2 separate regions of the Homo sapiens genome follow, and region 2 is linked to region 1. Evidence: chromatin loops called from intact Hi-C (ENCODE). Cell type or tissue: endothelial cell of umbilical vein. All regions are shown on one strand.

What was found. Hi-C counts contacts between places; a loop is a spot of excess contacts. Peaks named below come from ENCODE experiments on the same cell type or tissue, not always from the same donor. Only the 100,000 strongest peaks of a DNase experiment are listed, where the experiment ranks them.
Region 2: a loop joins it to region 1, with 10 times the contacts of the local background. A loop is called at or near these places in 2 of 110 quality-filtered maps.

What each region holds. Positions count from the first base shown.
Region 1 is chr3:178,079,770-178,087,769 of GRCh38, forward strand. No RefSeq gene overlaps it. Among named protein-coding and RNA genes, the nearest start is that of LINC02015, 270 kb to the left of the region's middle. RefSeq lists an enhancer at 5,112-5,406 and a silencer at 5,112-5,406. In endothelial cell of umbilical vein, a CTCF peak has its summit at 4,636; DNase peaks (open chromatin) are centred at 332, 4,222 and 5,342; H3K27ac peaks cover 2,298 bases.
Region 2 is chr3:177,928,503-177,936,502 of GRCh38, forward strand. It overlaps LOC107986154 (a long non-coding RNA gene), which reads right to left and starts at 5,790. Exons shown (of 3, transcript XR_001741024.2): 1 at 5,600-5,790. In endothelial cell of umbilical vein, no CTCF peak of the experiment used is centred here; DNase peaks (open chromatin) are centred at 4,049 and 4,579; H3K27ac peaks cover 1,987 bases.

The DNA.
Region 1 (8,000 bases):
TCTGCTAACACATTAAAAAAAAAAAAAAAAAAACTAAATTATATGTCAACAAAAAGTCAAAATTAATCATGAAAAGGTTCAATACTATGTGTGAGAGAGAAAGACTTGTTATAGATTTAAAAACACTGTGTATGAGATCTGTATTTCTAGATGCCTTATAAACTAAACCTGTGGAAAAGAGATCATACCAGGTTTGCACACAAAGTAATGAAATGTGGAATCAGTCCCACAACTTTCTAGCCACCCAATATGTAAGTGTCCTAAATGCCTCTCATTCTGGGCACTCAATAAATACTAAACAGGGGCAGCAATTTCGTTTCCTGTCTAGTCAGGGTGTCATTATTTCTGTAAAGTCTCTGAGCTAGTGAGCACATAGAAAAACACAATCCACCACAACCTGAAATATGCCTTTGCCCTCCCACCTTCTCCTTTTCATGTGGCTTAAATTGCTGTGTGACCTACTGGAAACCTAAGAATATTAGCTCTCAGTTACCACTTCTTCAACCTTAACCTTTCCTCTCCCAAATGCCAAGAAGATATAGCAAGTCTAATCAGCATATTTTATTTTGCCCTTTTCAATAAGCTGTTTAGTGATGTTGATTTACTGTTGGAAGAAGTCTAAAAAAAACCTTCACTATCTTTTGCTCATGTCTCTGTTCCTTAGGGAAAATGGCATTTTATGTCACTGCTTGTCAGGGCGTTTTCAGTGTTGCTTTCTCCATTTTGGAGGTCCTTTGGGAGAGTTCACTTGGACCTTTCTCATGTCCTTCATTTATTAAAATACAAAGTAAGTGAGAGTAACTAACACCCAAATACTTATTATTACTCTTGGTTATGAACCTTCTTTCATGCTACCGAATAACCATCTCTGTCACTATACAGCAGGACATGGTCCTATGCCCAAAACATTCACTTGGCTTCCAGGATGCCACACTCATTTTCCTACTACCTCACTGGCTGTTCTTTTTCAGCCTCCTCAACTGGCTCCTACTCCTCTGTCCTCCAAACATCAGTATTAGGGTAGTTTAGGATTCCATTCTCCACCTTCTCTTCTCTGTGGATGTTCACTGCCTGGGAGAGCTTCTCCATTTCTTTGGCATTAGATATCTAAACACTGATGATTCTCAAGTTTTTATGTCCAGTTTACAGCTCCAAGCTGCAGATTATTATACCCAACTCCACATTTAACATCTTGACTCTGATATCTGTGTGGTTTTACAAACTTATCATGATACGAGAATTCCATATGTTCTCCAAATGTGCTCTTCCTCCAGACTCCCCATTTTAATAAAATGTGCTACTATTCAATCAGTTGGCCAGGCCAAAATCATATGGGGCATCCTTGATTTCTCTATTTCCTTCATTTTCCATACACAAGTCTTGCCAGTTCTACTTCCAAAATATATCCTGAAGTTGTCCTCCTCTACACTGATATGACTCTCACCCACACTACCATTTTTATTTTCTATTGACTACTGAGATAACTCCAGGATGGTTTCCAGCTTCCAATTTTTCTCCTCTATAGTCTATACTTTGCACAACAGAGTGACTTTTTTTAAATGTACATGTGGTAATGTAACTTCCCTGTTCAAAACTGCAGTATCTTCTCATTATGAGTTAAGTAAAATATGCCCTCCTTACTGTAACCTACAAAGCCCTGCACCCTTCCGTGCCCTGATCTCCCACCATTTGCCCTTGCTCTTCAATGCAGCCACCCTGGCCTACCTGCTTTTCTTAAAACACACCAGTGCAGTCTCGGCCTCATGGCCTGTCACTCATTGCTTTCTTTGCCTGGAATACTCTTTCCTCTTATCTCCGTACGGATCCTCTTTCACATCTTTCAGAGGATTTTCCCCATCCCTTTCTCCCTCCAAAACAGCTTTTCCTGCCTTATCTCCAGTGCTGCTTCACTCTTTTTCAAGGCACTTATTACTACCTGAAAATACTTATTTTTTAAGTTATCCATTGCCTGCCTCCCCCACCAGAATGGAACCTCAGTGAGAAGGCTGACTTTGTTTTGCTTAGACTAAGGTCCGATGCTTTCAGCACCTAGGACATAAAATAGCCGCTTAATAGTATTTGTTGAATAAATGGATGACTGGTTAGGAGTCCTTAGTAAATAGGATAATTTAATATATTATGTGTCTTGTTTGTTACCCTTCATGAATCTCTTTGTTTTGCTTTATTTTGTTTTTATGTCAATGGTCTGCTAACTTTAAAAAGGATAGATCTATATTCTTACACAGAAACCCTTCCTAAAAGTCTGGCTAGATGGGATTAAAACAACAAAAAAAAAAACTGTTACTGAAAAACTGGATTTATATTGTCACTTATTCACTTTTAAGGGTTTTTTTGGTCCAAATCTTCAAGAGATTATGGCAATGAGCTTCAAACTTTAATGTTTATAACAATTGCCTGGGGGAGCTGGCTAGTAAAGCCAGGATTGGGTTCTAAATCCTGATTTGTTAATAAGCCCCTAGGTGACTTTGATGCAGCTGCTCCTTCAACTCCTCTGAAAAATACTGGGCTATGGGGTTTTGTAATTTCTTTCATAACTTTGAGAAAAATAGATACATGCCTGCCTGATTTACCACTAATGGAAAATCAGATTTAGGTGCTTAGGTGCCTGATGCTAAGTTCCTGAAGACCACAGCTCAGTCATGTGAGATAATCTGTCAACCATGGAGAAGGTAGGGATGAGTTTAAATTGAAAGTGGAATCTTCCTAACACATTCTATTGTTGGAACCAAGTGGAAAGCATAGGCAAGAAAGCAGAGACAGAGTCCAGCAGGCCAGAAGCCCAGGAAGACAATAAGAGGGGGACGAATGAGGCTTAGAATGAAAGTAGAGATTTCCCTAAATGGAATTGGAATTCTTCGCAAACTGCCTGTTTGAAAGTTTACGGACAGGTTAAACTTGCCTGGCTGGTCACAGAGGGAACACACAGAGTTTTTCACCTCCTAGAGGTGTATGAAAAATGTACCATAACAGTATACAGCAAAGCTTTCTATGATGGTTAACTCATAGAAACTTTCTGTGTGTGCTCCACACAACTTTCAATTACCAGGTCACGTAGTGTGATTATTGGCCTAAGAGTTTTAGCCTGTAAGACAAAGTCCTTAATATTTGCAGCAGGTGCACATATTGTGATATGGGAGGCAAGCTTGGGGTAAAGGAAGGCATAGAGAAAGAAAATTCTTTGAGTTTGACATATATTCTACAATTTCAATTCTTGAAAGCATGCCATTTAATGTTATTAATTCTACTTATCATCATGTTTCAATCCCATAAATGTAGATAGAACAATTTAATTGCTTCCTATTTTTGCTTTCATATTATAAAGATTCCCTGCAATTGGTTTTTGGTCCTTTAAAGTATAATAGTAATTTTAATCAAACAGTTATTACTGACATTCATTGAAAGCCTATAGATGAAAAAACTGAGGTTCTGAGAGCTTGAGTAATTTTCCCCAAGTTCATATAATCATGAAGTATCAGAACTGAGATTCAGATCTGGGTCTGATGAAAACCTGTGCCCTGGATGAGCTTCCTGACCTCAGTGCTAGTAGTCCTGCCTTGCTTCTCCTCTCTAACATCTGCCTGGTATGCCCTGTACACCACAAGCAAGGGGTGCCTTCCAGAAGTCTCATCTAGTCTCCAAACTATTGAATTCTCGGAGTGAGCAGGGGCATTCATGGCCAGAGATAGTGAGATTGTGCTTCTTGGTCCTGAAGGTGAATATTCTGGCCTGGCTGGTGAAAGGGGCATCAGGCTGAGGCCCTCCCATCTAGCCCATCTGTGTTTGGCCCAGTCTGCCTGCCTGGGTATCTGATTACTTCTTTCTTTTTTATTCCACTCTAAAAATTGAGCCTTAACCAGAACTCTGGGCAGGGAACCTTGGCTATCTGAGACTGTTGTGTAGTTCTTTACAATAATTTTCCTTGGTGACAGTCACTGATTCCAATGTCATACCAAATGATTCTACACTGACTTCTCTCATCCATACCTTGAACACCTACTGTTTGCCGATAATTAGTCCTGTTAGACACCCTGGCACCACCCCTGCCCTGCCCTGCCCTGCCCTGTCAGGGTACGTACATCAATCACCCATTATGCCTAGGATTCCCTACATTCACATACTGTGATTTTGCACTGGGGACCCATGCCTTTCAAGCTGACTCATGTGCAAGAAGAGGTCAAGGATGGAGTCTTTGTTATGATTTGTAGTTAACTTACCCTAGTAAATAGGCCAGTCTGTTTTCAACGACTCAGGTCAACAAGGATAGGGATCTGGAACTCGGAAGTATTTTACAATCAGGTTAAAGATGAGTTTAGATTTCTGGAGGGATACACTTCAAATAGTGTTTATGCTCCCTGGATATCACACTCAGGAAACTGAATTAGGAAGAAACCTGCTTCCTTCCACTGCCTGGCTAAACAGATGGGACACAAAAAAAAATCCTGATATAGAACCATTCCTGTTGCAGAGAGGCATAGAATCCTGAGTAGAAAATGGAAAAAGATTTTTCCATTTTATGCATTAGCAGAGTTTATTTTAGTGATTTGTTTAGTTGTTAATCTTCTCTGTGATAGTGTGATCCCTGGAAGGGCCACCAGGTCTCTTGTGCTCATTTTATCCAGTAGGGGGACACAAAAATGTGCTCAATCATTGTCAGCTGCTGGAAGCAATAAATTTAGGGAATGTCTAAAGAAAGAAAAAGACCCTCATGTAAGCAAATAAATGATACTAAAGGAAAGATAGGTCTTGTCTGCCTTACCAGATATGAGACGTGATGCCCTTAAGTCTAGTGAAAACCATCTACACGATAATTATGAGTGAAGATAATAATGGTAAGCAGTAGAAGCTTACTCTTCATATTCACATTGCACTTTTCAAATAACAACTGTAACATTTCTTGCTCAAGTCCTCAAAGCTCAGAAATAGTTATATTCGAAGTCTGTGCCAACCAAATGGATGTATTAAATACATTGCTGGCTAAAAGCCATCGAAAAACTCTCTTTTCATTTTTCCTTCACCCTTCTCTCTATCTATGCAAGAAAGACCTAGGCACCATGGTGCAAAATTCTACTATAATATCACTCTTGGAATTACCTGGCTTTGGAACATTGTACATAATAGTTCTAATGTAACAGCAAGAAATTTCCTCCTCCTGTTTATTTTTCTGAAGCTGTAATAAGCAATCCTGTGTGACATTGCCTGTGGTGCGGTTGCCAGGCAGCAGAAAGAGATCTGCAGCAGGAGGCGGGAGAGCGGGGGAAGAGAGAAGAGAAAAGCAAGAGAGGAGGAGGGGGGAGGGCTGAGCAAGTTGGGGGCTGGGCTCTCAAACTGCTGAGCCAGAATTCCATCTCCTTGTCATCCTTCATGTTCCAGGCACATAATGAGCCAATAAGCTGGGCCTTAGAGGGGAAATAAAGATGGAAAAAAAACAGTTGAATGTTGTCATTAAATAGGGTGTCAATAATGTGTTTTTATTTTGTGAAGAAAGGGTTTCAGCTTTTTTTTTTTTCTCATGAACTTTGCTTCCTGGTAAATGCAGCTGTACAAATATTAAAGGGACAGCTTCTCAGTGGGCCTGCTTTGCTCTAAAACAACAAACAATTAACACATAACATCTTCCAGCACCGTGCATGGAGAACATACAGTTATAACCTGAAAGGTTTCAACTCCTCCCAAATCTCATGGTGTGGAAAAGTAAATCACAGAGAAAAGGTACTCCACCCTTTATTGAACATGCAGTACTGAGACACAGCTTTGTACCTGAGAGCTGAGAGGTTGTTCAAGCTATTTCAAGAAGCTGGTCTCCTCATTGTGAGGCTTTCTTTAGTTTGTGAAATTGGGAGCTGCAGCTAAATCTCATCTCTTGGCTTTACAAGAATCTTGTTCTAATGAGATTAAAATGATAGGACTGGGATCCGAGCAGAAGTGGTGAGGGCAGATGGCACACAGGTCCCTCCATGCCGGCTTGGATGTCCCCCAGCACAATGCATGGTGCCTTTTGCCAGCCTTCCAAGCTGTCTGTGACTGGATTGGACACTCTCCAGTGGTAACAGACAATGATTTTTATTTAGATGTTTGATTATTCTTACTAATCAAATAGAAAAAGAACAGAAGGTTTGTTCAAAACAAACAATGTATTTACAGATAGTTTTGTGTGGTGGATGCACATTTCAAGGCTCTGAAGTTGTTAGTTCTCTCAGAAGACTCAAACTCACCATGTGGGAGAGAAAATGGGACAAAGCATGTTAAAATGGCAAGATGATCAGAAAGCACTTGGAATTAATGTAATGATGACTAAGTTTCTTTTTTCACCTCAGCAATGGGAGTGAGAAAAAGGGAATGTTAAATTAGGATGATCAACTCTGAGAATTTTGAGGAATAACATATGGGAATCCCGTTTCCATCCCCGCTGCATATCCAGGCATATTTCTTCTGTGCAGAGACTGACTTTCCAGTCCCTTCTAAGGTCATGAATGAGTCAATCAAGGATAATCAGTGATTTTTTGCAGATTCTAGGAGGAAGATAATGTGTCAGAAGAACAGTACTCTTTGGCATATACCACATAAAGAGAGAAGCAGAGACAGATAGGGGATTAAGCAGACAGATGGAATGATAAGAATAAGCAAGCAAACCAAGTCCACCAAGAACCAGGGCTAGGTGCAGGACCAATCACACTCTGCTGTTTTTTAGAAGGCTAACACTTTTTCCTAAGGAACTGCAAAATATTTACAGACACTTGACAGTTTTCTAGGTAGCACAGTTGGAATACGGACACTCAAGCTCTCCAGAACATCCTGTGATTGAAGTTTTGTCTATACTGAACAGCAGGAGGAACTAATCAGGGAAGCTGCTGGTTTGCCTGACCACACTGGTTAACGACAGTCTCCACAGAGCCTCCCTTGGAGCTAGAGATGAAATATCACACTATTTCATGCGAAACTTCACTTTTAATCAAAGCAAGAGGAAAAAATCTTCTAGAGTCCCATAGTTGTGCCACAATAGGAATTTCTACCAAAGTCTACAATCATTCTTCGTTTTTCACTCTTTAAACATTTATCTATCGTAATTTAGTTTTTATTTTATCAAAGTTATGCATGATTTACAAGATATTAATGAGACTTTTGTTAGTTTCCTTTTAGATCTCAATGTTGATAGATGATAAATGATAGGACACCAACATTCTAATGGGAAAAGATAAACCATCTATACAGGACTTTTAAAGAGGTGGTCAACATCCAATATTGTGACCCTGTGCCTAGATACAAGAGACTTCTCAGATAATGAAAGACCATTTTTTGTCTCTTGTTATGTGACCATCTAATGTGAAAGCTCTAGCGTTATCCTTTCATTTACTCATTCTTCTCTATCTCAAGCCAGGTAGAAGGATTCCATGGGATTTATGTCATTGTGGGAATGGGACATGAGAGAATTCTGGGGAAAACTGACCTGTGTCTCCTGAGGTTTGGGAAGCCGTGAGTTCCAAGAGCAGCTGCATTTGGCATCATATTTGTCCAGAGTCTTGGACCACGAAGAAAATAACACAAGAGGAAAGAAAACAGCTAAGTTACTGACTTTCTGTGGCTAAGACAAAGGTTCTGGACCAATTGAAATTCAAAGTGAAATACATCTGGTGTATTTAATTCAGTCAGAATAGATTAGATAGATTCCATTTTCTACATGCTGATAACACCTAGGGAAGGACTGAGGAATGGAAGATCAAACACACAACCTCCTTATAAACACACCTCTGTGCAGCATTTATAATGTACACACAATAGCCAGCATATCTTTCCTCATAAGGTTTGGATTGTTGAAAAGGTGTTAAAGCAATTTACAATGGGGTTGTGATTTTTATTTGCAGTGCAAATAGGAAAGGACTTTTGATGCAAAACCTTGTCAATGCAGAAGCAAGGCATTATTTTCATGGTAGGAAAGATAAAGAAAAATAGAATCTGCATCTCCCTTTGAAGAATCTAGCCCT
Region 2 (8,000 bases), 150 kb before region 1:
ATTAGCCTCTGAAACAATAGACAGGCAGCAGGGTGTTGTTCCAGAAAATGTTCAAAGAGGAGGAGTAATTTTGTCCTTTACAAATTTAATATCTTCTCTTTTCTCCTATATCATTTGGAGGAAGCGCCTTTTTCCTTTTTCTCTTTTTTAAGCAAAATAAGCGTTATGCACTAGTAGGTAGTGAGTGAATTCTCTTTGCCAGCAGGAAGAAAAGCAATTTTTGAATGCCAAAAATAGCTCCTTTGTGTGAAAATATCACATAGCCCAAGACATTTTTGGGAGAAAGCAAAGATTCATGTTCTGAATTATTGTTTTTTAAATATACAGGCAGAGAAATGTTAATAATAGAAAAGACAGAAATTGATGGTCATTTCAAAGTCTGAATGTTTATCCTGTTTACGACACACTCAGACTTTTGTGTGGTCTCAGTCATAATTCCTCTCCCAGGCTATGTCTCTAGGAGATAGGTATTCCTAATCATTCTGTTTGGGTCAAGACATTTTATTCCTTCCCTACCTTTTACTACTTGTTCCTATGCAACATTACAAACCAGCAAAGTATGAACTGACCTGGATATAGGAGATGGCCCTAGAGCTGTAGACAGAATTAAAAATCGTATCTTTTTTTTTTTTTTTTGTAAAGCACCCCGACATCTTTGGGAACCGTTCACTCTAGGGAATCTTTTTATCCATTATTTGCAAATAGCAGACCATCAGCCAGTTACAAAGACTTTTGATAGAGGTGGTGGGCATCTTTTACTTTCACCCAACCAGTATCCCTTTCTGCTTCATTTGATAGTAACATATCCTTTTCTTTTGAAAAACTAACCATTCTTATTACATGTCATTTTGATGGCACTGTCAGTCCAACTGTACTGCCTTCCTTCTGGCCAGTGAGTGGATGGCCATGTGAACCAGGCTGGGACAGTGAGATGTTTTCCTATGAACGTGAGTATTGAATGGAATGACACAAGAATGGAACATGGTCACTGACTCACTTTGCTAGTGGTTCTACTTGTCTGACTGCTGAATGAATTCTAACTCCTGACTGACAGATTTTGGAACCTGGAAGTAGAGTGCTCTTATAGCAAAATCTAAAATGAGACAGTGGTTTTGGAAATAGGCGGTGTGTAGAAGGTGGAAACTGTGAGAATTTTGAGTAGAGTATTGGTGAAAGATCAAGTACCTTGAACCCATTGTGCATACAATTTTGAATTATGAGGAGGCTGGCAGTGAGGCCTTAAAGGAATGGGAGAAAAATCTTATTGGAAACTGGAGGGAAGGGCAGAAACTTAACAATACACTTGTCTGCAGGAACATGGAAAGTAGAAAATGTGCCTGATAAACTAGGGGATCTAGCTGAGATTTCCAAGCAGAACGGTTAGTTACCACCCATTTTTTTTTTCTTGCTGCTTATAGTAAAACATGAGATGAGAGAAAGCTAAACTAAGGGAAGGACTGTTAAACAAAAAGAAGCTGGATCTTGATGGTTCTGAAAGCTCTCACACTATTCAGAAAGTCGGAGATGCTAAAACGGAGATAATGTCTAGGGTGTGGCCATAAATCTTTTTATTAAGATCTTCACAATTCTCTGGTACCTCAGAGAACCTTCAGTCAGACTGAAGGGCCCCTTAAGGAGATTAAGAGTGTGCCACACAGATTCTCTCAGCCAAAGAGTAGAGCTTCTAAGAAGCCTAAGGGCATTGTCCCCAGTCATCTCAGCAGAAGCCCAAGGTGGAAGGGAGATTATCTGTAAGAGGTGTGTGGGTGGGGCTTTTGTCTGATGGATTTAACCTGGAGAAGTTTCACAGGAAACCCATAAGGTTCTCAAAAGAGATAGATACAGAAACATTACCACTTGGATGGAATGGGACAGTGCAGAACAGTACAGAATGAAGACAGGGCTTTGAAGGCCCAGAATTTTAACACCTGCTATATTTTGCAAAACTAGAAAGAAGACTAGGAGGGTGAAACCAAGAGCCCAGAGGGCAGAGTGGAGAAACACGAAGAATTATTTCAGATATGAGACCTAATCAAGGATCTTCCAACATTTGCCTGGCTCAATTTTAGAACTGCCATGGACCTGTAACCCCTATGTCTTCCATCCCCTACCCCTTCTTTGAACAGGGTCATATAAGTGCTTATCTTATATCTGTCCCGCTGTTGCATGTTGGCAGAGGAAGACATAATTTGCTCTTGTTTTATGGGTTTAAAAATAACAAGGAATTGTATTTGAAGAGCTGTGCTTAAAGAACTACACTTGAGAAACCACATTCATACTTGGACCTGATTTAGATGACGAGATTATGGACTTGAAGCTGATATTGCAATGGAATGAGAATTTTGAAGTCTTTGGGGGCAGTGAGTACATTTTGCATTTGAGAGGTAAATAAATCATTGGGCACCAGAGGATACACTGTGGTGGGCAGCCTATAAGGTGGCTCCTAGTGATCCTTGCCTTCTGGTATTCACATCGTTTTGTAATACCTTCTTGCTGAGTGTGGGCTGGGCTTGTTGACTCACATATAACAAATAGAATACCTGGGAAGTGATAGGACAGTAATTGAGGGATTAGGTTATAAAAGGCTGCAGTTTTCATCTTGGAGGCTCTCTCTCACTCTCTTTTGAATGACTTACCCTGGGGAAGCCAGCTGCCATGCTATAAAGCATAAGGCAGCCCTGTGGCAAGTCCCATGGAAATGGACTTGAAAATAGACTTTCTGAGACCTGCCCATAGCTATGTGAATGGGCTTGGAAGCAGATATCCTTGAGATAACTGTAGTCTCAGCCAAAACCTTGATTGTAGCCCATGAAAGAATCTGTGCCAAAACGACACAGCTAAGCTGCTCCTGATTCGTGAGCTACAGAAACTTTTGAAAAATAATTGTTTGCTATTTTCAGCCTCTAAATGTTGAGATAATTTGTTATGCAGAAATGGATAAAAATACACTCATATTCTAGAGGATACACTATGCTATAATGCTCTAATTGCTATTATTCAACATTTTGTGAAAAGGCAATTCCACTGTGTTTAAGAGGATGACATTGTCAATGAATCTTTTAGTCACTATTTAGTCACTATTTGAAGAGTGCCAACTTTGACCACAATTTTATTTTTAAAAATTGTGCTAATGCCAAATTCCTTTTTAAATCTGATTTCTCAAATATCGTGAAATATAAAGTTTGGTCTCCTACCTCTCCACTGTCTTAACTGATCTTTTGATTAATTCTTTTCTTTAATTACAAAACGATAGCTTAAAATGGCATGAGGGCATGGTGTTCCCTTGGTCCTTGGAATTATCCCAGGTTGGAGTGCTCAAAGATAGGCTAGATTTATATATAATAATGTTACCTTTATGAGATGCTTATGTGTAACAGGAACTTTGAAACTTGCTTTCTGTCATCATTTTAGACAATTCTCATACCAATTGTTTGAATTAGGCATCATTATTATTCCTCCTTTAAAGAGAGTTGCCCAATGTCATACATCAGTGAGAGGTGGATCTGAGATTTGAACCCAGATCTGCCTATCTTCAAGAAATCCTGAGCTCTTAATCACTTTAGGCAAAGAAGATGTCCTGTGCCTCTTTGCATGAATTAATAAGCTGTGATAAGTGGATTCGCTCCATGGCCCAGTGGTTACAAAACAGAACCTGTGCGAGCCCATTTCATATCCTCCTGGATGCAGCCTGTGAGGGGTTTTGAATCCAGAGAAGCCCTTTTGTCACATGTGAGCCCAGGACATTTTTGAAGAGAGAAGTCCATGCCCAATCTGAAATAAACTCTGTCACCAGGTTATAGCCTCTGCCTTTAAGAAAACTTTGGGCAATCTTAAACATTATTCAGAATGTGGGAGATACTTGAAGTGGTCAGTTATATTGATTTTTCAGGATCAAGAGTACATGAATTCTAAGAGAGAAATCAGAGGGTTTCAACAGGCATTTGGATGGAGTGGAACAAAAACTCCCTGGCTATGCCTGTGACCAAGACTATCACTGTTTGTTTTCCGCTAAGGGAAAACAGGGGCTAGCATGTTTGGTAAACTGTTACATGCCAGAGTGTTCACTAAATGCTTTATGCATTTGGGTCATTCTGACAAACATTGACTCATTTGTTGGTTATTTAAAAGGGACAATTGAAATATAAAATATGATGAAATTCCTGATATTAATAAGTGTCTTTGTTCTATTTGAGAAATCAGATTAAAAAAAGAATTTGGCATTAGCACAATTTTTAAAAATAAAATTGTGGTCAAAGTCATTAATGAAATATTTATTTTTATTTGCTTTCTTCCCTCACTAATTTTCCAACAGACTTAATTTCTTCAAAATCGAATCCTTTATATTTCTTAAAGCTTCAGCATAATTTTACAAATTGTTGAAAATACATTCCATGTTTTCCTGGTCATGTTTCTCATACCTAGACTATGTATTCAGTCAAACAGGGTGATGGTCAGGCCAAAGTTTATCTTATCACACCAGAGTTTTTAGGTCATTTCCAGTTTTCTTATTTTTTTTTTCTTTTCAAACTTTCACTTGAAAAGAAATTAATTGGAAAACACTAGCAAAGCTTTTTTCCTTCCTCTTTTGGCTACTTAACTGCCAACTGCCAATTGTTTCTGCATTCTTTATCTGATGTGCACAAGATACAGGAAAATTGTGGCTGTATTTGGAGTTGGCAATAGTTAAATGGAATTATAGAGAGTGACTAAAACCAACATGTATTTTGTAGAGTCTTTTGATTACACACAGCTTTCTCTGAGACATAAAAAAAAAAACCTCTTGAAGGATTAGCTTTCTAGGGAGAATTACCATTTTGAAAGATTTTTGCCACATTTCAATGACAAAATTATTCAGAAAAAAAAGTGCCTCTCTGTAAATAGTCTCTAAAGTCTCACAAACATCTGAGCTCTTGGGGGCCAGAATCAGGGCACAATTTGCGTAAATTAAATACACACACACATTTGATAATCCAAAGGTCTCTCAGATGTGTTTTGACCCCTCTGGAAAGTATCATCAAAATAACTGTACCATCTCTTCAAAAAAGCGCCTGTGACACGGACCATGAAAACACGGTTGTAGAAATCTTATTTTAACCATTGATGTATTACAGCTATGTTAAAGTGGCAGCTGAATTAACTTGGTTGAAAACCAAGTATGTTATATGTATCTTTTCCTCAACAGACCAGTGTGAAATATAAAGCTTATTTTTTTATGTAACTCCTTAAATGATCTAAATCCTTTATTTAAAACAACTTACCTTATGATAACTCTTCTGACAGATTTAAATACTCTTTTTATAATATGAGACTTTGCATATTTCTATTGAGATAGCTACATCAACACATTTCCTGAAATTTTTCTTAATAATTAATTTTAATAACATGTGATATGCTGGTTGGAATTTGTGGTTGTTTCATGTGCCTATCTTATTAGAATTTCAAGCATTCCCAAAGCATTCATGTTGGAAAATGACTTAGACAAAATTTTGTGCAATTGGTTAATTTCTCATCAGAAAAAGTCCTGAGAGGTTGAGTAATTTTGCAGTTAACTAATGCCAGACCACTGTAAACAAGAAACAAAATGTGAATCAGATGCTACCTTCTCTGAAGATGGAATCCATATCAAGCAAAAAATCTGACTTCAGAAATTCGCTTTGCAAATTAGTCCAGTAGCTGTCTATCACGTCACCTGGCATCGGTCCACAGCCTCCCAGTAAGACACTTGATAGAGGAAAGACAGCAGAGTGAGAATGTGGTATCCTCCCTCGTCTAAGCCCTCCTTAGGCAAGCTCCCTCATTCCAGCTCTCTCATCCCAATACAAGTTGGGGTAAGATAAGCTCTAGTTGTGAAATGCTCTATGACAAGAAAAATTCAGAGAATGTGCTTTTGTGACCATGAGAGTGTGTTTTACTGCTGGGATGAGGTGAGCCATACAGAGAGGCAGGTGGAGGGGGAGAAGAGAGCTGTGATCTTCCTGGAAATAATTTGCTCCCATGTCACCCCCGGAAAAGGCATCTCCCTTAAATCAGGCAGGCATAATGAATGGTGTGATACCCGGCGGCCTGCACAGTTATAAATACACAACCTTTCATTCTAGAGATGGCCCATTACCACTCACTAAAACAGTCTGTCACAGTGGTGCTCTGGGGCCATTCATTTTTCATGACCTTCTTGGAGACGTGACTGGGATTTCCTGAAACCACGCATAGGTCCCTGCCCAGCAAGCGCTCTGCATTAACATCCCTTAATTCTTCTCTTCCAAAGGTTATCATGTCCTGTGGGGGGATATGTGTGTGTGTGTGTGTGTGTGTGTGTGTGTGTGTATGTCTTCCCTAGCAGGCAGAGAAACAAACAGCACAAACTAAGCTTGACCTTGTTGGAAATACAGTTTATCCACAGAGTGAATGTTGGCTAAAATTTAATCTTATGACATCAGGAATGTTCAAAGTTTACACAGGAGGTAAGAAATTTTAAAAATCAGTTTAAAAAATTATCTCACTATTCCCAAGGTTCAGATTTCACATCATGAGAGGCACACTTTAGCGGAGCAATTGCAGCAAAGCAGGACCTTCTCATTTGCTGGCTGCTTCAAATAACAGTTGTCCCTTTGATAATATTGACACCTATCTCCTTCACAATCTAGTGCTTCTCCTGCACTTTGTAACATATCCCATCTGTTTTTTTAGGGCCACTGTCATAAGGACGCCTGGAAGAGTGAAGAAAGGCCTGATTGATCACAAGGTCCTATCAAATGTCAAAGCTGGCCCTGGCTGACCTCCCATCTATTCAGAGCTGCTTTGATTTAATCTCCAAACTGGCTGCTTCTCCAGGCTGTGAGTTCTATCTGCAACCCATGTGTCAGCATTGAGATATGACCTGCTTCACGCTCCATTCATCTCATTTGAAGGACGGAAATTAAACTCGAGGGTCGAAGAGGGGAACTGCTCAAAATACACACACACATTAACTGAAGCCTTTTGTGTGGGTACATTATAGGAGTTTGAACAACCATTAAAAATTATATTAAAATGAACTTGATCTTTACTCCACTGAAATGGTTTAGAACTCTTCCTCCCCTCACTGCCCCTTCGTCTATTCTTTTTTCCCTCTCATATTTGTAGTAATCATATGAACCTGATCTTATTAAGATTCAAAGTGAAAGAAGAGAAAAATTTACATTTTTTCAGTTTCTTTAAAAATGGTGTCCTTTAGAAAATTCACTTTGCCTGTAGTTTGCACAGTAAATATTTTTTTTAAAGAGATAGGAGAAGCCAGAACCAGACTAATAGAAATGCAGACTGCTTTGTTTAGCATTATTGATTCATTTAAGTTTCACCTTGTAAGGTTTTTAAAAAAATTAATTAAAACTCAAACTTTGGGAACAGTTCTATAACCATCAGGACACATTGGTATGGTATAAATCTATATATCCTAGGTTCCATTTCTTATTTCTAAACTCTTCTTTCTCTTTTCATTGGCCCTTTTATACTATCAAGGCTAATAACTAAGTGAAACTTGATTCCTTATAGATTTGTTTGCATAAAAATTTCAAGAACAAGCTCTACGTTATTTACTAGAAGTACCTCAAAAGTATTGAAATAAAATAATTATAAGTGTGTTAGAAAAGTTAGTTATACTTATTTCTGTGTTTATTCATTTGCTTATGCATTCATACATTTAAACTCTGTATGATAATGGCATCCAGGTAGGAAAAATGTTGTTGCTTGTTTAGTTAAAAGGATATACTGTACATTTCCACTGTAAGAGTAGTACATATTCAATATAGAAAAGACAATTGGCAAAGACAGGCAAGAAAGAGGGAATAGCAGACATCAAAAATACTATTGACCAGAAGTAAACAACATAAATACCTTTGTGTTTATCCTTTCTTTTTTTTTTTGTAGATGCCCACTTTTTATTTTCCTTATATAAAATCATACTGTTTCTGCTTGGGAGAAGACTGCATTTTTGATTGTTATATCACCTTTTATGGAAATGA